2 separate regions of the Homo sapiens genome follow, and region 2 is linked to region 1. The links are chromatin loops, found by intact Hi-C in ENCODE. Cell type or tissue: Caco-2. All regions are shown on one strand. Links, peaks and the distances in the headings refer to the core of each region. The heading gives the core; the rest is flanking DNA.

Region 1 (17,278 bases), core at 7,505-11,504:
ATTTTTGGTGACTTGAGCTAGTGTTTGCCAATGGGAAAGCATCAGGAAATCCAAAAGGATAAGTTTCACACGTGTCTGAATGGCTCAAACTCAAATACTCACTCAGATTGGAATCAGATCCCCAGGAGGTCACCTGGACCCTTTCTGCCACAAACACAGACTCATACAAGTAACAGGAATAATTTCTTATTTCTCCCAGTTAAATGATGGTGGAGATAAATTAGGTCAACATTTCTTTCTTACAGCTATAAACCATGTTTTTCAGAGATTCACAGTGGTGTCATATTAATATTAATATCATCTTGATTTTGCTGCTTTATGTTAACCCCTGTGTGGTTGTAGGAACCTCCCCATCTCCTTTAATTATAAATGGGAATCCCTGGGGTTCTCTCATTCTCACTGACATTCCTTTTGGCTCCCCTGTGTGACTCCCCGCAGTTATATTTCCTCTCCCATCTGAGCCTCCATTAGGACCATCTATGTCCAGGCGTCAGTTCCCTAAAACCGCATGAAGCTCTCCACCTCCACCTCTGGTACCCACTGGTGTGCAGTTTCCCACTGTGCCTCTAGGGCCACTGCTGTCACCAGTACCACTCATCACTGCCTCGGCCAGGCCCTGCAGGAGCCCTCCAATGCCACTCCACCTGCTGCGTACTGAACCTTTGTGCCCCCCCAAATTCATATATTGAAACCTTAATTCCCAATGTGATATTTTTATATGCAAATGTATATATTTGGAGGTGGGACCTTTGGGAATACATTACATTATGGGAGTGGAGCCCTCATGATGGGATTAGTGCCCTTATAAGAGACATAAGAGAGCTTGCTAGTTTGCTTCCTCTCTCTCTCTCTCTCATTCTCTCTCTCTCTTTCTCACTGCCTTGTGAGGACATACCAAAGAAGAGAGCCCTCACCAGGAACCAAATTGGCTGGCACCTTGATCTTGGGCTTCCCAGAGTCCAGAACGGTGAGAAACAAAATCTGCCATTTAAGCTACCCAGTCTATGGTATTTCTGTTATAACAGCTGCAGCTGACTGACACATCATCTTTCCTGCCTCTGTCCTGATGAGTTCAGCTGGCACACTGGGGCCACGTTCTCTGCAGTACTCAAAGGCTGAGGCCACCACACAGCCTTGTGGTGTCATTGCTGAAATGGGGAACTGCCTCTCTCCCAAGTGTGAACACAGAAGTCAGGATACAGGCACTTCCCTCTACCCCTGAATTGTTGTGACATAATTCTTTCCACTTTCACTCACTGCACTCAAGCAAATTCACTGCAGGGTGGTGGGCAGGAGGCTTCTCTGGCAGTCCACCAGACTCATCGGACTCAGACTGGTTTAGAGCGGCGCCTCACGATGGCATAATGAGTTCTGCCCTACAAACATTACCAGGTTATGTCCAGCACTTGAAGATTATTGGAAGGATATGAATACATGCCTCCTGAGGCTTCATAGCTATTGTGAAAACGTTCTTTGCCAGTCAAGCTTCATTTCACAAAATCAGCATTTCCATTTCAACAAAAATGGCATGTCCAATCCAATTTTGAGTGCTCTTACTCAATGACTTGACAAGCCCCAAAGTCATCTGCTACTGGGGTTTGGTGTTGGGGGGGGAGGTGGGAGGTGGGAGTAGCACGGGAGACACACACCTAAGTGTGGTGGAAGGAAAATGCTGTCCACTCTTCTCCTGGCACCAGCCAGGACTGGAGAGGCCATGGGTGCTCCCTAGAGGATGTTGTCTGCAACTTCTCTGGGAACAAGAGACATACATTCCCTTCCTCAGTGGTAGCCTTGGGGCAGCAGAGGCGTGCTGTGTAAGACAGGAAATCAAAGTGCAGGTGATAGAGGACTCAGAGGGCTTCCAGTTGGGAGCCAGAAACTGCTAACCTTAGAACTTTGTTAGGCTCTGTAACTTGGGCCAGAGGGATATGGTGTGGTAAGAAGAATGTGGGCATTAAAGTGACAGGGGGAGAATTCCCTAACGTCATCGGGAGATAGTAATGCCTCAGATAGTAAATGGACAGTCATTCATAAGGGCCAGAGGCATATGGTGTGGTAAGAAGGACGTGGGCATCGGGGTGACATGGGGAGAATTCTCTAACGTCACTGAGAGATGGAATTGCCTCAGATCGTAATGGATAGTCATTCAGAAGGGCCAGAGGCATATGGTGTGGTAAGAAGGATGTGAGCATTGCCCCAGATAGTAATGGACAGTCATTCAGACTGTGTGTGACAGTGAACAGCCCTGGTGTTGTGCTTACTGCATGGAAGGCACCCCACCACATGCTGTGATTCTTCACGTGCCTCTGCCCTTTATGCGCTCAGCCCATTTTAACAGGACCCGTCTTCAAGAACAGCAAATAACAGGGCAGCTGACATATTGGGTCCACTCTCCTTCCACTAAGGCTCGAAGAGGAAGAAGGAGGAGGGCGTGAATATCCTGGGATAGAGAGAGTGGTGGAGGCAGCAACAAACAGGTGAATCTGCTGAGGGGGCTGCAAGGAAGGGAGAAAAGGCTGAGAATGAGGAGTCGCCTGTTGCTGAGAAAGGCCCTGAGTTTGGAAGTGCATCCACCTGGAGAAAATCCAGCCTGCGTGGACACCATGCCTCTGACTCTGTTTATGTGCTATCTAGTACTTTGTGTCATTTCCTATTCTTCCTCTGCCTTACCATGTAGCCTTTCTGTATTTATCAAAGGATAAATTAGAAAAAAAATAAAGTGCTGTGAACTTCATATTAACCTATTGGTCTCACAGCTAGCTGCATTGCTGGAAAGGTTTATTCACTCAGGAAAGCTGAGTATTGGCCAGTTTTGAAAAGTTATTTATAGATTTCCTTTATCAGTGTTTTCTAAAAACTCCATATTTACATGAAAAAAAACCCACAACAGCTAGTTTTATTTCTTTTCAAACAAACCATCTGTAACCAAGCAGAAGTAGGATTTTATTTATTTATTTTTTGAGACAGAGTCTCGCTCTGTCGCCCAGACTGAGTGCAGTGGGGCGATTTTGGCTCACTGCAACCTCTGCCTCCCAGGTTCAAGCAATTCTCCTGCCTCAGCCTCCTGAGTAGCTGAGATTACAGGCGTGCGCCACCACACCTGGCTAATTTTTTTTTTTTTTTTTTTTTTTTGCATTTTTAGTAGAGATGGGGTTTCGTCATGTTTGCCAGGCTGGTCTCGAACTCCTGACGTCAAGTAATCCACCCACCTTGGCCTCCCAAAGTGCTGGGATTACAGGCATGAGCCACTGCACCCAGCTAGAAGTAGGATTTTAAATGATAGATTTACCCTGGGGATTTCTCCAGAATGCTTGGACAAAACCCACTGAAAGTGAAGCACATGAGTTAGATATATAAAAACTCTCAGCATCAAGAGAAAGGCTCGGGTTCATATTATCTTGCTTATTTGTGGTATTATATAATTTATTGTACATTTTATAAATATGCCAGCCTTGTGAATTGTCTTCATTTCACCACAGAAGCTGCACTGAGTCATTTGCTATCTTGATGCAGGATTTTCTTTTCTGTTTTCATATTTATGAATTTGTCCTCTTGGAAAATATCAAGGTCAGTTTCTGCCATTTGTTGCAAAATGCAGAAGGTTTAACTGAAGGTGATGTTGATTATGCATGCATCCAAATATAGATATGGGTCTTAAATATTCATTTAAAAACTGAAAACTCTTGGGAACACAAAGCCACAAAATAAAACAAAACAGAAAACAAAAGAAAAGCGAAATGAAATATGAAATATGTTTTCTTAACCCTCAGTGTTACACCTTAGGAGATGGCAGGATCTAGTCTGTGCAATGACTGGTTTTCAGGTGGTAAAAACAATCTAAAATGAAAATATGAAGGTGGGCCAGGCACAGTGGCTCACACCTGTATCCCAGCACTTTGGGAGGACAAGGTGGGAGGATCACTTGAGCCCAGGAGTTCGAAACCAGCCTGGGCAACGTGGTAAAACCCCATCACTACAAAACACACAAAAATTAGCTGAGCATGGTGGCATGTGCCTGTAGTCTCAGGTATGTGGGAGGCTGCGGCAGGATTACCTGAGCCCAGGTAATCCTGGGATCACACCACTGCACTTCCAGCCTAGTGATAAAGACTCTGGAAAGAGGGAAGGGAAGGGAAGGAAAGGGAAAAGGGGAAGGAAAGGAAAGGGGAAGGAAAGGAAAGAGGAAGGAAGGAAGGAAAGCAAGAAAGGAAAGAAAAGAAAAGATGAAGGTAACACATAATAGTTTACAAATTAAGTTTTTAAACAAATTGGAGTTTTTACTAAGTTGATGTTTTCTTCACCTGGGGATGCACTTTTTTTATTTTTAAAGAAAATAAGTAGCATTTCCAGCCCCAAAACTATTTTGGAATGAAACACAAAATCAAGGAAGATGTATGACTATGGACAATTTATGAAGTCCCTTTTTATACAGTCAGCTTACATAGCTCTGAAATTCTAACAACTTCCTGGGCACAGCAAGGAGCAAAATAGCAAACACAATAGGTAAACATGGAGAGAAAATATCAGTGACTGATACTCACCAATTGTTTTCCTAACTTTACAAACACATGTACAGAAAGACAGTCTTCAAATTAGAAATCAGAGTAAATAAATCTTAAAAGATAGGAATCATCTGTAGGGGTGGAAGTACACTAACAAAAGCGTGATAGGAAGGTGGAAAACATTCACTTGGGTGCTAGAAGTCAATGGAGAAATGCCTTAAGTGTTCTGAGGAAAACTGAACTGCAATTTGACTAAGGGCAAAATAAAGACATTGTGGACATGCAGGGACTCAGATTTAATACTCACAAGCCCTTTCTTTTTTTAAAATTTTTTATTTCCGCAGATTTTTGGGGAACAGGTGGTATTTGGTTACATGAGTAAGTTCTTTAGTGGTGATTTGTGAGATTTTGCTGCACCTGAGCAGTATACAGTGAACCCAATTAATATTCTTTTATCCCTCACCCTCTTCCAACCTTTTCCTCCTGAGTCCCCAAAGTCCATTGTGTCATTTTTATGCCTTTGCATCCTCATAGCTTAGCTCCCACTTACGAGTAAGAAAACACAATGTTTGGTTTTCCATTGCTGAGTTACTTAGAATAATAGTCTCCAGTCCCATCCAGGTTGCTGTGAATGCCATTAATTCATTCCTTTTTACGACTGAGTAGTATTCCATCATACACACACACACACACACACACACACACACACACACACACACACACACACACCACAGTTTCTTTATCCACTCGGTCATTGATGGGCATTTGGGGTAGTTCCATAAATGCACAAAAGTGCAGTGGCATATTTGCAATTGCAAATTGTGCTGCTATAAACATGTCACACACCCTTTTATAGAGAGTATTATCCACCAAAACCAGGGAATAAATCAAGCAATAAATTAAGGAAGCTGTGGCTCCAACAATGGAGCTGGGAAGGGAGGGTCCTGGATGGCCACTGGGTTGCTGGAGATGAGTGCATCCAGATTAGAGAGAGAGAAGGTGGGCCCCAGGGAGATTTCCAGGAAAAAAAGAAAATTAATGGGCCATCTGACTTTTTTATGTGATTTTTTCTGGTATTACTATCTTTTTATTGTGGTTAAGTGTATAGCATAAAATGTACCATTTTAACTATTTTTAAGTGTACAGTTTAGTGGCATTAAGTACTTTCATATTGTTAGGCAACCATTAATGCCATTGCCAGAACTTTTCCATCTCCTCCAACTGAAACTTTCTGTCTGTTAAAGACTAACTTTTCATTCCACCTCCTCCCAGCCCAGGGCAACCACTATTCTACTTTCTGTCTTGATAATTTTGAATACTTTAGGTACCAGATATCAGAGGTATAATCATATGATATTTGTCTTTTTATGACTGGCTTATTTCACTTAGCATAATGTTCTTGAAGTTCATCCATGTTTCTTTTTTTAGGCTAATATTTCATTGTATGTAGATACCACATTTTGCTTATCCATTCATCCATTGATGGACATTTGGGTTGTTTCCAGCTTTTAGCTATTGTGAATAATGCTGCAGTGAACATCGGTGTAGAAGTATCTGTTCCAGTCCCCAATTTCAATTCTTTTGGGTATACACTAGAAGTAGAATTGCTGGGTCATATGGTAATTCCATGTTTAATTTTTTGAGAAATCACCATGCTATTATCTACAACAGCTCCACCATTTTACATTCCCACCAGCAATATACAAGGGTTCCAATTTCTCCACATGCTTGCCAACACTTCTTATTTTCTGTTTTCTTGATAATAAGCAACCTAATGGGTGTGAAGTGGCATCTTATTGTACTTTTCATTTGCGTTTCCCTAATGATTCATGATATTGAGCATTTTTTCATATGCTTATTGGCCATTTGTATATCTTATTTGGAGAGATGTCTATCCAGGTCAGGTCCTATGCCCATTTTTCAATTGGGTTGTTTGTTTTGTTGTTGTTGAGTTGTATGAATTCCTTACATATTCTGGATAATAATCCCTTATCAGATACAAAATTTGCTAATATTTTCTCCCATTCTGTGGGTTACTTTTTCACTCTGTTGATAATGTCCTTTTCTCAGAGGCATGTGAACCAGAGCAACTCCATGTTGAATAGGAGCTGGGTAAAATGAGGCTGAGACATACTGCATTTCCAGATGGTTAAGGCATTCTAACTAACAGGATGAGATTAAAGGTCAGCACAAGATACAGGTCATAGAGACCTTGCTGATACAACAGTTTGCAGTAAAGGAGCTGGCCAAAGCCCACCAAAACAAAGATGGCAATGAGAGTGACCTGTGATTGTCCTCACTATTACACTCCCACCAGAGCCATGACGGTTTACAAATGCCATGGCAACATCAGGAAGTTACCCTCTGTGGTCTAGAAAGGGGAGGCATGAATAATCCACCCCCTTGTTTAGCATATAATCAAGAAATAACCATAAAAATGGGCTGCTCTGTCTATGGAGTAGCCGTTTTTTAAATTCCTTTACTTTCTTAATAACCTTGTTTTCACTTTACTCTATGGACTCACCCTGAATTCTTTCTTTTGTGAGATCCAAGAAGCCTCTCTTGGGCTCTGGATTAGGACCCTTTTCCTGCGACACCAGTCTTTCACCTCCGCGGTTAAGTTTATTCCAGCATTTTATTCTTTTGATGCTATAATAAATAGAATTGTTTTTAAATTTCCTATTTGGATTATTCATTGTTAGCGCATAAAAATGCAACTTATTTTTGTGTGTTGATTTTGTATCCTACAACTTTGCTGAATGTATCAGCTATAATCATTGCGTGTGTGTGTGTGTGTGTGACATGTGAGATCATATGTTCTGTGAACAGAGCTACTTTTACTTCTTCCTTCCAAAGTGAAAATGAATTTTTAATTTCCTTTTATTGCCTAATTGTTCTGGCTAGGACATTCAGGACTATATTGAAAGTGATGAAAGTGGTGAACGCAGGCATGCTTGCCTTGTTCCTGATCTTGGAGGAAAAGCTTTCAGTCTTTCACAATTGAGTATGATGTTAGCTGTGAGTTTTTCACATATAGCGTTTATTATATTGAGGTAGTTTTCTTCTATTCTTCACTTCCTGAGTGTTTTTATCATGAAAGAATATTGAATTTTGTCACATGCTTCTTATGCATCGAGAGGATCATATGCTGTTGTTTTTCATTCTATTAATATGGTGTGTTACATTGACTGATTTTCATATGCTGAATGAAAGGTCACAATTGATAGACCTTTAGCTAGAATGACTAAGAAAAAAGGAGAGAAGTCTCAAATAACTAAAATCAGAAATGAAAGAGGGGACATTATGACTGATTTTACAAAAATAAAAAAATTATAAGGAAGTAACAATTATATGTCAGCAAATTAGATAACCTAGTGAAATGAACAAATTCCTAGAAACACAGAACCTACCAAGACTGAATCATAAAGAAATGAAAAATCTGAATAGACCTAAACTAAAAGGTGATTGCATCAGTAATCAAAAACCTCTAAACAATGAAAACTCAGGAGCAGATGGCTTCACTGGCAAATTCTACCAAACATTTAGAGAATAGTTTATACCAATCCTTCTCAAACTCTTTCAAAAAATTAAAGAGGAGGGTACACTTCCTAATTCATTCTATGAGTCCAGCATTACCATGAAACCAAAACCAGACAAAGGCACTACCAGGAAGGAGAACTACAGACCAATATCCCTGATGAATATTCATGCAAAAATTCTCAATAAAATACTAGCAAACTGAATTCAACGGCATATAAAAAGGATTATACACCATGAACAAGTGGGATTTATTCCTGGAATGCAAGGCTGTGCCAACTAGACTGCACTGTTGAGTGCCCAGATTAAACCTTATTTCTGGGTGTGTCTGTGAGGGTGTTTCTGGGTGAGATTAGCATTTGAATCAGTGGACTCAGTAAAGTAGATGGCCTTCCCAGTGTGGGTGGGCCTCATCCAATCCACTGAAGATCTGAATAGAACAAAAGGTGAAGGAAGGATCAATTTGCTCCTTTTTCTTGTCTGCCTGCTTGAGCTGAGACATTGTTACCAGAAAGGGGTCCCAATCCAGACCCCAAGAGAGTGTTCTTGGATCTCGCACAATAAAGAATTCAGGGCAAGTTCATAAAGTGAAAGCAAGTTTATTAGGAAAGTAAAGGAATGAAAGAATGACTACTCCATAGACAGAGCAGCCCCAAGGGCTGCTAGTTGCCCATTTTTATGGTTATTTCTTGGTTATATGCGAAACAAGGAGTGGATTATTTATGCCTCCCCTTTTTAGACCATATAGGGTAACTTCCTGATGCTGCCATGGCATTTGTAAACTGTCATGGCGCTGGTGGGAGTGTAGTAGCCAGGACAACCAGAGGTTACTCCTGTCTCCATCTTGGTTTTGGTGGGTTTTGGCCAGCTTCTTTACTGCAATCTGTTTTATCAGCAAGGTCCGTCTGACCTGCATCTCATGCTGACCTTTTATCTCATCCTGTAACTAAGAATGCCTTAACTGTCTGGGAATGCGGTCCAGCAGGTCTCAGCCTCATTTTACACAGCCCTTGCTCAAGATACAGTCACTCTTGTTTGTACATCTTCTGACAATGTCAGTCTCCTGCCATTGGTTTAGGATTTACACCATCAGCTCCCCTGATTTTTAGGCCTTTGGACTTGGGCTGGAATTACACTACAAGGTTTCCTGAGTTTCCAACTTGCAGACAGCAGGTCTGCAGTTCTCAGCCTTCATAATCATGGGTGCCAACTTCTGATAATAAATCTCCTTTTATATTTACCCTCTGTCTCTCTCTCTCTCTCTCTTTCTGTCTCTATCTATCTGTCTTTAATTTCCCTTTGGTTCTGTTTCTCTGGAGATTCCCAACTAATGAAATTTTAATCAAATACAAAAACAGTACTCAGAGGCTATGCCCCCACTTCATGTGACTAATGTCACAAATCATATCTTTATAATACTATGTTATGCTCATTAACATAGATTTATAATTATTTATTACATACTTATCTCTTAAATTCTGTATAAAATAAAAAAATTAGTTATAAACAAAAATTACAATAATACTGTTGTTTTCTATTTATCCATGTATTTACTTTTACTGAAGAATGTCATATTTTTGTATGGCTTTAAGTTTCTGTCTAGTGTTTTTTCATTTCAACTTAAATAACCCATTTTTGGCATTTCTGGTTGGACAAGTCTATGGTAATGAATGCGTTCAGCTTTTGTTTGGGAATATATTAATTCTTCCTTCTTTTTTTTTTTTTCTGAGACAGATTCTCTCTGTGTCACCCAGGCTAGAGTGCAGTGGCATGATCTTGGCTCACTGCAACCTCCTCTCCCTGGGTTCAAGTGAGTCTCGTGCCTCAGCCTCCCAAGTAGCTGGGACTACGGGTGTGGCCGCCACACCTGGCTAATTTTTTTTGTAATTTTAGTAGAGACAGGGTTTCACCATGTATGCCAGGCTGGTCTCAAACTCCTGACCTCAAGTTATCCACCTGCCTGGGCCTCCCAAAGTGCTTGGATTACAGGTGTGAGCCACCTTGCCTGGCCTTCCTTCATTTTTGAAAGACAGTTTTGCCCTACACAAAATCCTTCGTTGATTTTTTTTCACTCCAGCAGTTTAAATATATAATGTTATTCCTTCTGGCCTTTAAGGTTTCTGCTAAGAAATCGACTGATAATCTTACTGAGGCTTCCTTGTACATGGTGAACATCACTTTTCTCTTGCTGCTTTCAAACTTCTCTGTCATTTGCTTTTGACAATTTGATTATAGTGTGTCTCATTGTGGGTCTCTTTGGGTTTATCCCACTTAGCGTTCATTGAGCTTCTTGGATAACATAGCCATGCCTTTCTCCTAATTTGGGACGCTTTCAGCCATTATTTCCTCAAATAATCTATCTCCCCCTTTCCCTCTCTTTCTTCTCCTTCCGCAATTTTTACAATCCTGTGTTGGTCTGTTTGATGGTGTCTCATAAGTCTCATAGGCCCTATTCACTTGTCTTCATTCTTTTTGCTCCTCAGACTTGATAATTTCAAAAGATTTGACTTCATGTTTGCTGATTCCTTCTGTTTGTTTGAGTCAGCTGTTGAACCTCTCTAGTGAGTTTTTCAATTCAGTTCTTACGTGTTTTACTTCCAGAATTTCCTTATTGTTGTTACTAATTTCTGTCTGTGGAAGTTTTTATTTTATTCCTACATTGTTTTTCTAATTTCCTTTAGCTCTTTGAGCATACTTAAGAGAGTTGTTTTAAAGTAAGTTTGAGATGTGTGTTACTGCAGGGATTGTTTCTGCAGTTGTATTGTGTCCTTTTGAATGGGTTACGTTTTTCTGTTTCCTTGCATCCCTTGTGATTTAAGTTGGGTATTTAAAAAAACAGCCACCTTCTCCAATCTTGCAAACTGGCATGGAAAACCTTCAGTAATTTACGAGCCCCTGAGCCTCAATATCAGACTGGGGTTATGGTTTAAAGTCTTCTCAGGTCTTTTCTGAACATGTGTCCTGACTTGGTCTATGTGTGTGTTTCCCCCACCACCCACCCTAATTATCTCTGGCTGCATTGAAAAGTCTTGATTCCCCAGAGTCTCATCCTAGCTTCCTATGGCCTTAGATGTCCTATTGTAATGCTCTGTGCATACTGTCTTGCCCCCAAGTGCCCATGGATCTGCATTCCCTTTGCAGTTTTCATGTACACACCCGCCACTGCCTTCTACAGCTTCTAGCCTGAGATCCAAAATATGCCAGTGTCCCCTATCTGAGCTCTGAGTCAGGCAAGGCAAGACCAGACCCTCAGGTGACCCACAGAAAGGTCAGAATGTTGCAAACAATTCTACCCTGCTCTTTCCATCCCAAAGGGAAAACCAGGAATTAGGCTACTTCCTCCAGATTTCACCATGCTGGGAAGGTGAGACAAGGTAAGTAAAAATGCTATGAAATGTCCCACCATGTTGAAGGTAGATTTCTCTTGGTTGAGCTTTTGTTTGGTTGCTGTAGATCTTTGACTTGTTTTCAGAGTTCCTATAAAGTTATTTTTGTCACCCTAGCGGTTTATTTGGTGTTTCTATGGGGGAACAAGGGCCTGAAGCTTCCTCATCCACTAACCTGCTGATGTCATTGTTAATAAAACATTTCGAAAGAAAATTGATGATGGGTGAATAGCACATGAGAAGGTACAGTTATATGTGTGGCTTCATTCCATTTAATTCCTCTGTCAAGAAAGAATCAACTAGAACCCGAAGACAGCCCAGTTAATTCAACTGGTTTTGTGAGGAAAAAAATACTGTATTAGTATGTGTATATCTATTTCATTCAATTCAATCTAACTTAACAAGTTTGTTTTAGCCCCTATAATTAGCAAAGAAAATAAAATATTTGGGTAGTTGTATAAAAAAGCAATGCATAGATAAAAGAAAAATAATAAAGAATAAATTTATGAAAAGAACCAAAAGGAACATTTGGGGAAAATTTATGAAATGTTAGCTAACCCTCATAACAATAGTTTATTTCATAAGTGTTGAAATGGAATATGAATAAGCAGAAAAAATGTGAGTACAATTTAGGAGCTATTGATGAACTCTAAAAGTGTGAAAAGCAGAGGTAATATAAAACATGTACTTCCGTTGGGCCCAGTGGCTCATGCCTGTAATCCTAGCACTTTGGGAGGCCAAGGCGGGGTGGGGGAATAACTTGACAGCAGTTCAAGACCATCCTGGGCAACATGGTGAAACCCTATCTCCACTGAAAAAATTAAAAAATTAGGGCCAGGCGTGGTGGCTCATGCCTGTAATCGCAGCAGTTTGGGAGGCCGAGGCGGGTGGATTGCTTGAGGCCAAGAGTTCAAGACCAGCCTGGCCAACATGATGAAACCCTCTCTCTACTAAAAATACAAAAAATTAGCCCTGCATGGTGGCAGGTGCCTGTAATCCCAGCTACTTGGGAGGCTGAGGCAGGAGAATCACTTGAACCTAGGAAGTGGAGGTTGCAGTGAGCCGAGATCACACCATTGCACTCCAGCCTGGGAAACAAGAGCAAAACTCCATCTCAAAAAAAAAAAAAAAAAAAATTTAAGAAGTTAGTTGGATGATTTATGTTCCAGATCCCTGAGGAATCGCCACACTGACTTCCACAATGGCTGAACTAGTTTACAGTCCCACCAACAGTGTAAAAGTGTTCCTATTTCTCCACATCCTCTCCAGCACCTGTTGTTTCCTGACTTTTTAATGATCGCCATTCTAACTGGTGTGAGATGGTATCTCACCGTGGTTTTGATTTGCATTTCTCTGAAGGCCAGTGATGATGAGCATTTTTTCATGTTTTTTGGCTGCATAAATGTCTTCTTTTGAGAAATGTCTGTTCATATCCTTCGCCCACTTTTTGATGAGTTTGTTTTTTTCTTGTAAATTTGTTTGAGTTCATTGTAGATTCTGGATATTAGCCCTTTGTCAGATGAGTAGGTTGCAAAAATTTTTTCCCATTCTGTAGGTTGCCTGTTCACTCTGATGGTAGTTTCTTTTGCTGTGCAGAAGCTCTTTAGTTTAATTATAAATCATGCTGCTATAAAGACACATGCACACGTATGTTTATTGTGGCACTGTTCACAATAGCAAAGACTTGGAACCAACCCAAATGTCCAGCAATGATAGACTGGATTAAGCAAATGTGGCAAATATACACCATGGAATACTATGCAGCCATAAAAAATGATGAGTTCATGTCCTTTGTAGGGACATGGATGAAGCTGGAAACCATCATTCTCAGCAAACTATCGCAAGGACAAAAAAACAAACACTGCATGTTCTCACTCATAGGTGGGAATTGAACAATGAGAGCACATGGACACAGGAAGGGGAACATCACACACCGGGGACTGTTGTGGGGTGGGGGGAGTGGGGAGGGATAGCATTAGGAGATATACCTAATGCTAAATGACAAGTTAATGGGTGCAGCACACCAACATGGCACATGTATACATATGTAACAAACCTGCACGTTGTGCACATGTACCCTAAAACTTAAACTATAATAATAATAAAATAAAATAAATTAGTTGGGCGTGGTGGCACATGCCTGTGTTTCCAGCCTCTAGGGAGGCTGAGGTGGGAGGATTACTTGAGCCTGGGAGGCGGAGGTTGCAGGAAGCCGAGATTACGCCACTGCACTCCAGTCTGGGTCACAGAGTGAGACTCTGTTTCAGGAAAAAAAACACAAAAATCCCACAAACAAACAAAAACCTTACATATTATTTCTTTCTTCTATACTCTTTTCATTACTACTTCTGCTGTTTTCCATGTACCTCCATTTCCAAAAAAAAGATTTCCTAAGTAAAAGTAAAAATACTTGGGATAAGTTATACCCCAAATAAAGCATGGCTGTTTACTAAATATAATAAACCACTTAGGAAAACCATTTTGGTAAACCATTGATTTTTGAAATTTAAATATTGGAATCAAGAAGGAAACAAACCTCCAAGAGGCTACATTCAGGTGAACCTCTCCAGCTTATTTGAGCTCAAACCAAAGTGATAGATTAGCTTAACAACAATCTTTCCAGAAAGTTGTATAGTTTCCCAATTACATTTTATTAGTTTGATTGAAATCTACTCTCTTTTTAACTACTTTTCTTCATTTGTTGAATATGTATTTGTTATGAACTGAATGTTTATATTCTCCTAAATTCATATGTTGAATTCCCAATGTGATGGTATTTGAAGATGGGACTTTTGGGAGACAATTAGGTTTAGATAATATCATGAGGGTGGGGCTTTCATGATGGAATTAATGCCCTTCTAAGAAGAAATATGAGAGCTTGCTCTCTCTCCAAGGCCACCACCTCACCTGCCATGTAAGGACATGGCAATAAGGTGGCCATCTACAAGCCAGCAACAGAGCCATGCTGGTACCTTGGGCTGAGATTTCTAGCCTCCAGGAATGTGAGAAAGTAAATTTCTGTTGTTTAAGCCGCCTAATCCATGGTATTTTGTTATGGCAGCCTGAGCAAATTAAGAAGTATTTACTGAGCACTTTCTATGTGCCCAGTATTGGGGTAAATGCTGAATGTGAAATAAAAGTAAGACACAGTCATTGATCTTAAGAATCAGAGTCTGTCTTGGGCAACTGACATATAAACCAGTAATTTAATACCAAATGATCGGTGCTGCAGTAGGCCAAAACACAGAGCCCTGTGTGAGTACAGAGGAGAAAGCCTTCATATCTGCTATCATCCAGTGGCTCTATTTCATGTTCGAAAATGTCCTTAAGCCTCTTATAATTCAAAAATTCTGAGGTCCTGCCTGCATGATGGTGAGTTTTCATGTTGTGTGTTTGGGACTCATCTCCTATCTTTTAATGCAAGATGCATCAGTGCATGAGTTAATGTCTCTGTATTTTCTTCCCAGTTTGGCATTTGACCAGACTTTGGGATAGTCACACCTCTCCAGCTTTTTGTCAGTTTTTCCATCTGTAAATTGAAATGTTAATATTTATCATAAACTTCTGTACATGGATAAATTAAACAATAGGATAGCGCTCAAAGTGGGAAGGGTAAAAACAAGCAAGAAGATTCGTATTCCATTAAGGTGATAAAAATGATGTAGGGCAATAAATAACAAATAAAATTGATAAGGCTAATTCTCTTAAGTCAGTGCTTGTTAGATTACGATGGGCACATAAAGCACATGCAGCTCTTGTTAAAATGCAGGTTTTGATTCAGAAAATCTGGGATCGTCTCAAGATTCTGTGTTTCTAACAGGCTCCCCAGGTAGGCCGATGCTTCTGCCAGGTAGACTACACTATGAGCAGCAAGATTTCAATGATTTCAGGCCCTACTGTAAGTGCAGGTATAATTTTCATAATTTCTAAATGTTTATTTACTTACCAGAGCCACTAAGGCATCACTTAAGATGGTGGTTCTCAAACTTTTTGGTTTCAGAACCCCTTTTACAATCTTAAAAACTACTGTGGAGCGCTTATATCTACCTGTACTTACCACATTTGAAATTAAAATTGAGAAAATTTTAGAACACAAGAGTATATCACCACATATCGTATTATTTTTCAGACTCATCATGTTATTCCATATCCTGTAGCCTCAAGAAAACACTACTCTACACTCATGAGAGACTGAGAATGAAAAAGCAAATGGTGTTTACTACTATTATGAAAATTCTTTTGACCTCCCTGATCCCTTGAAAGAAATGGCTGATTAAGACATTTTCCTTCCTTCCTCCCTTCCTCCCATCCTTCCCTCTCTCCCTTCCTCCCTTCCCTTCCTCTCTGCCCCCCTCCCTCCCTCCCTCTCTGCCCCCGTCTCTCTTTCTTTGTTTTTTGTTTCTTTCTACATAAGATCTCATTCTATCACCCAGGCTGCAGTGTAGAGGTGCAATCGCAGCTCACTGTAGCCTAGAACACCTAAACACAAGTGATTCTCCTGCCTGAACCTCCTGAGTAGCTGGGACTACAGGTGTGTGCCACCACGCCCGGCTAATTAAAAAAAAAAAATTTTTTTTTTTTTTTTTTTTTTTTTTTTTTTTTTTTTTTTTTTTATAGATAGTATCTCACTATATTGCTCAGGCTGGTCTCAAACTCCTGGCCTCAAGTGATTCACCTGCCTGGGCCTCCCAAAATGCTGGGTTTACAGGTGTGAGCCACTGCACCTGGCCAAGACATTGTTCTTTCAATATACATAGCTGTACCACAAACACTACTAAATTAATCAGAAAACAATCTATGGTCATTTAATTAACTTAAAGATGCCTTTCTTGAGAACCTAGTATATACAAATCAAGGTATCCAAGTTTTCCCATTAAAAATGTATGATTAAAGCTGTAGTTCTTATCTCTGGGAACTTTTAAAAAAATATCAATCTGATCTCCATTCAGATCAATTAAATTAATATCCCTGGAAATTAATACTGTTTAAAAAACTAAGAGGTGATTCTAATTTGCAGCCAGAATTAAAAACCACCACTAGGTTAAGGAAGCAGGATATAAAGTACAGAGGCCCAAAGTAGAAGAAAGTGTGCACATGGGGTCAACATTGCTTAGGGGTCAGATGGACCAGGTCAGAGTCTCGGTACTATTGTTATCTAGCTGTGTGATCTTACACAATAAGCTTATCATCTCTCACTTTCAATTTCTTTAACTATAACTTGGGATAGTAATGGTTCAAACTTATATAGGGTTGTTGTGAGGATTAAATGAGGAAAAGCATGGAAAGCACATGGTAAATATTCATCAAATATTAGCATTATTAATAGAGACATTAAGCACTGCAAAATCTAACCAGACAAACTATGAATTAAACACGTTATGTTGGGATGGAAGGTAGGTTGCAAACATTTGATATGGACCTGGAAGGAAGATAAAATTAATCTGAAGGCAATTGCCACTCTTACTATCACCCCTGGCACAAATTGGCTTAACACAGCTTGGGGTATGATTGAATAGCGTGTTTTTGTTTTTGCTTCTTTAATCCTTGATGGAGAAAAGGAGCCAAAGTAGTAGGTTTAGCAGCAAGGATTTTTGTCTACCGCTGATGGGTTCTGAAAGGGTTTGTTGATCTCCAACACTAGATCTTTCACATCCTGAGAAAGGAGCTCCCCTGAAACCATAATAAACCAGCCAGGCTATACTGCATAAACAGTCCCATTTACTGTTAGTATATAAACATTGCTTTGGCATTAATATAGAAAATATGAATCAGAGGGTCTTATTCATAAATACAATATTTGGATAAGAAGAAAAGCCACCGTAGAGTTAATTTGCCTGTAAAGTCAAAGGGAAA
Region 2 (4,000 bases), core at 1-4,000, 120 kb after region 1:
AAAACATGATGCTCTACTGTTTTACGTAAAGCCATAACAGTTCTCAAAAACTGATTATAATTAGAACTCTGCAAATCCAAGGCTGGGTGCGGTGGTTCACACCTGCAATCCTAGCACTTTAGGAGGCCGAGGAAGGTGGTCACTGGAGCCCAGGAGTTTGAGACCAGCCTGGGCAAAATAATGAAACCCTTTCTCATTATTAAAAAAAAAAAATAGCCAGGCATGGTGGTGCATGCCTATAGTCCCAGCTACTCGGAAGGCTGAGGTAGGGGGATCACTTGAGCCCGTGAGGTTCAGGCTGCAGTTAGCAGTGACTGCTCCACTATACTCCAGCCTGAGCCACAGAGCAAGACCCTGTCTCAGAAAAAATAAAAGAATTCTGCAATCCCAAAATTGACATTTTTCTCTTCTACATTAAAAAAGTCTTCTTTACACATACTATCACAATCTATCACCAAAATTTGCTCCAAAAATTGCTATCCATCTTTAAAAGCTTATTTTGACTCCAATATTAGACATAACAGATGTTCCTTAAATTTACTGACCAAACACATATACAAGCAAATACCTTTTTAAAAAACATGTATTAAGAAGTCACCTATTATAATTGAAAAGGCATGGAAAGGCTTTCTAAGGTGAAGGAACTGGTAGGGAAGGAAAGCTTTTAACTGGGGAATAGGACAATTTGGGATTCAATTTATAAAAATGGCCTGGAGCTCTCTGGAGTGCCCATTTCTTTGACTTGACTCAGCCTTGTTTTCCATTATCACCACCATTCCTGACATCCATCCCTCAATTGAAAGTTCTTTCCATTTTAAAAGTATAAAGAAAAACAAAATATATTTTAGCAGTCTTGATGTCAGCAGATTCTAGACTAACTTTTAAATCTCTAAACAGTATTCTACCATACTAAATTTTAAGAATTATGTCAATAACCTATATATAAACAAAAATTACCAAAACTTCCCAAGATACCCAAAATAATTAATATCTTAGGCTACATAGCTTTCTTTCATATGCTGTTAATTGGATGAAAAATCCACATTTTGGTAAACATGTGAAAGACGGTTTATTTCCAAATCAAAGAGAAAGTCTGTAGAACTGGCAAATAGCTATAAATATTTAGGAATATGAACCTTTTTTGAGGACTGTTTACTATTAACCAGACTATGGTTCTTTGTGGGTTTGTCTTCCATTAAAAAGAAATGGTTTTGAGATTCCCTGTGGTGACATACTACAGAAAAGGGGAAGTGCAATATCCAGCTAAGTTTTGCTAAATTGCATAATTGCCTTGCATTTACTATTTTTTAAACAAATTAGAACCAAAATGCTCATTGCTATTTTTTCCCTCATGCTCTTAAATTATTAATCCATTTAGTGTGAAGAATGCCTTCTTTTAAATGATCACCTGATTCTCTGAAATAATGAACTTATGACTGCTTATCACAGCATAAAATTCACAAACGTTTAACTTTTTAAGTATATATAGCTAATCCTCATTCCCAAGACCCTACTAACTATATTAAAAATAAACAGCATAATTTGTTTCTAGGACTGTCCACTGGGACGACAGCTGTAACAGAATCCAGTGAATCTTAAAATCCAGTGTATTTTAAATAGGGGGTAAATTACCAAGCCTGGCAAACACTGGAATTTCATCTGTTCAATACTATAAAATATCAATAAACATTAATATTAATGTCAATCCTCCTATAGAACAAATATAATTTAAAGCAAAAACAGCATAAGCCACGTGAACCTTCAATATCTTTAGACATGAAACATCCTTCCCAGAGACAGAAGAAAAAGTCTTTGACCAAAATCAGACATTCTTCCAACAATAATCAAAAATCAAAATGGAGCTTTTTCAGAGTGAATGTTCAAATTATGTAAATATTCTCAAATACCTCAAGTTAAAATTAAAAGTCTCATTTTAAAAATTGTGTTTAGCTACAGTTAAAGAAATTCTGGTCAAAAAGCAAATTAAAAGAAGAAAAATTTTTATCAAAAAGCAAATTAAAAGATAATAGTAAAGAAGTGCCTCTTTGAAACACAACAAATACATAAAGAAGGAAGAAAAATCAGCATTGTATGTATTACTACATTTTAAAATAACTTATATTCTAAAGGCTTACCAAAGAAAATAAATTATCAAATTTTTTCACTTCATTTATAATTGTACATGATTTATTATTAAAAGTCAATAATGCATTAGCATTCCAGTTATACACCACATAAGAAACACTGAGTATGGCAACTTTCCCCACGGATTTCAATAATTGACATTTTTCTTGTATATAATACTTACATTATTTGAGACACAATAATGGACAGTGAAACTTTTATACATTACTTATTAAGTTCATATAGTGCCATCTGGTGGTTAACATGATACATTATTAAGTTTTCCCTAAATGTAAGGAAACTACCACTTTGAAAATAATTACTTAATGAAAGGCCAATTTTCTCTTTTTTAGCATTCATCTTGTTCTAATCATCTGGTCTTAAAAACTTACTTTCCTACTCAACTTCTAAATGTGTCTTAAAATCTTCCAAATTGGCCAGGCGCGGTGGCTCACGCCTGTAATCCCAGCACTTTGGGAGGCCGAGGCGGGTGGATCACGAGGTCAGGAGATCGAGACCATCCTGGCTAACACGGTGAAACCCCGTCTCTACTAAAAAATACAAAAAATTAGCCGGGCGAGGTGGCGGGCGCCTGTAGTCCCAGCTACTCGGGAGGCTGAGGCAGGAGAATGGCGTGAACCCCAGGGGGCGGAGCCTGCAGTGAGCCGAGATTGCGTCACTGCACTCCAGCCTGGGCGACAGCTAGACTCCGTCTCAAAAAAAAAAAAAAAAAAAAAAAAATCTTCCAAATTGCCATTACTGCCCCCTGCTTCTTAGCATATGCCCTTCACAGATAAACCTTCTTTGCCTATTATAGTTCCATTCTTTATCTTTCAAGCTTTTTCCCAGATTGCCATGTAGCCCTCAGATACATCCCTCCTTAGTTGAAAACTTTCTAGTCATCTCCTCTCAAAATAAAAATAATATCTAAAATTTAGTGATGTACCAAGCATTACACTAAGTGCCTTAAGTGAACAATCTAACTTAATCTTCACATCAACCCTGTAAAATAGGCACTATTATTATCCTCATTTTACAGCTAAGGAAACAAGCTTATAAAGGTACACGGACTTCTCAAAGAAATTTGACTCAAGAACCCACCTTATAGCCATTTAATATTGCTCCTTTCCAAGTTTTGATAAAGAACTATAACTCAGTGAAAATTTATTTGCATGGCAGAAGTCAGCTGTTGAAAACAAACAAAGGTGCCCAAAACACAGAAAGGCTTTTTTTTTTTAATACATAAAAGATTAACCTTGTGAATAAATATTAATCTGTAGACAATGCAACAGCTGTTAAAATCAAACGCCAAATGTTTTAAGTGCTAAAAGACTCATAATTAATGTCAATATGTTAAAGTGAAAAAGTTGGGAAAGAAATTTTAAAGCAGGAATAAACTGTTAAGCTGCTGATCAATGGTAAACATTAACTTATCTTATGTATATGCACAACATTCAGGGCTATTATGATCCAGCTGTTGCTCCTAATTCAATAGCCAGTGCAAGCTTTTACAATTAATTTCCCAAAGGTGCATTATCTCTCAATGTATATCTTTGCATTACTGTTCCCTCAACCTGCAAACTGTTCTTCCTTTACTTCTAGGAAAATGCCTATTCAGCCTTCAGAACTCACTTTATACCTAATTCCTTAGGAAACTTTCACTGATGCTCATCTCTTTCCCCTACACCAGAATACTTGAGCCACACAGCATCTGGCACATGACTTCTAGACTATCAATTAGTGTATTCAATTAAAATGCGTTTGTTTATCTCTGGTTCCATAAAATAAAGCAGTTTGAGGGCAGTGCTTTACTGACGTTGTGTTTCTAGAATTTAAAATGGTGCTTAACACATAGTACTCAGTAAGTAACACTGGG

Evidence for each region. Hi-C counts contacts between places; a loop is a spot of excess contacts. Peaks named below come from ENCODE experiments on the same cell type or tissue, not always from the same donor. Only the 100,000 strongest peaks of a DNase experiment are listed, where the experiment ranks them.
Region 2: a loop joins it to region 1, with 2.2 times the contacts of the local background. A loop is called at or near these places in 1 of 110 quality-filtered maps.

The regions. Positions count from the first base shown.
Region 1 is chr13:39,795,136-39,812,413 of GRCh38, reverse strand. No RefSeq gene overlaps it. Among named protein-coding and RNA genes, the nearest start is that of MIR4305, 140 kb to the right of the region's middle. RefSeq lists an enhancer at 8,131-8,747. In Caco-2, for the core only: no CTCF peak of the experiment used is centred there; a DNase peak (open chromatin) is centred at 9,033.
Region 2 is chr13:39,683,109-39,687,108 of GRCh38, reverse strand. All of the region lies in intron 8 of COG6 (component of oligomeric golgi complex 6), which reads right to left. Among named protein-coding and RNA genes, the nearest start is that of MIR4305, 21 kb to the right of the region's middle. In Caco-2, for the core only: CTCF peaks have their summits at 2,162 and 2,362 (motif pointing left); no DNase peak of the experiment used is centred there.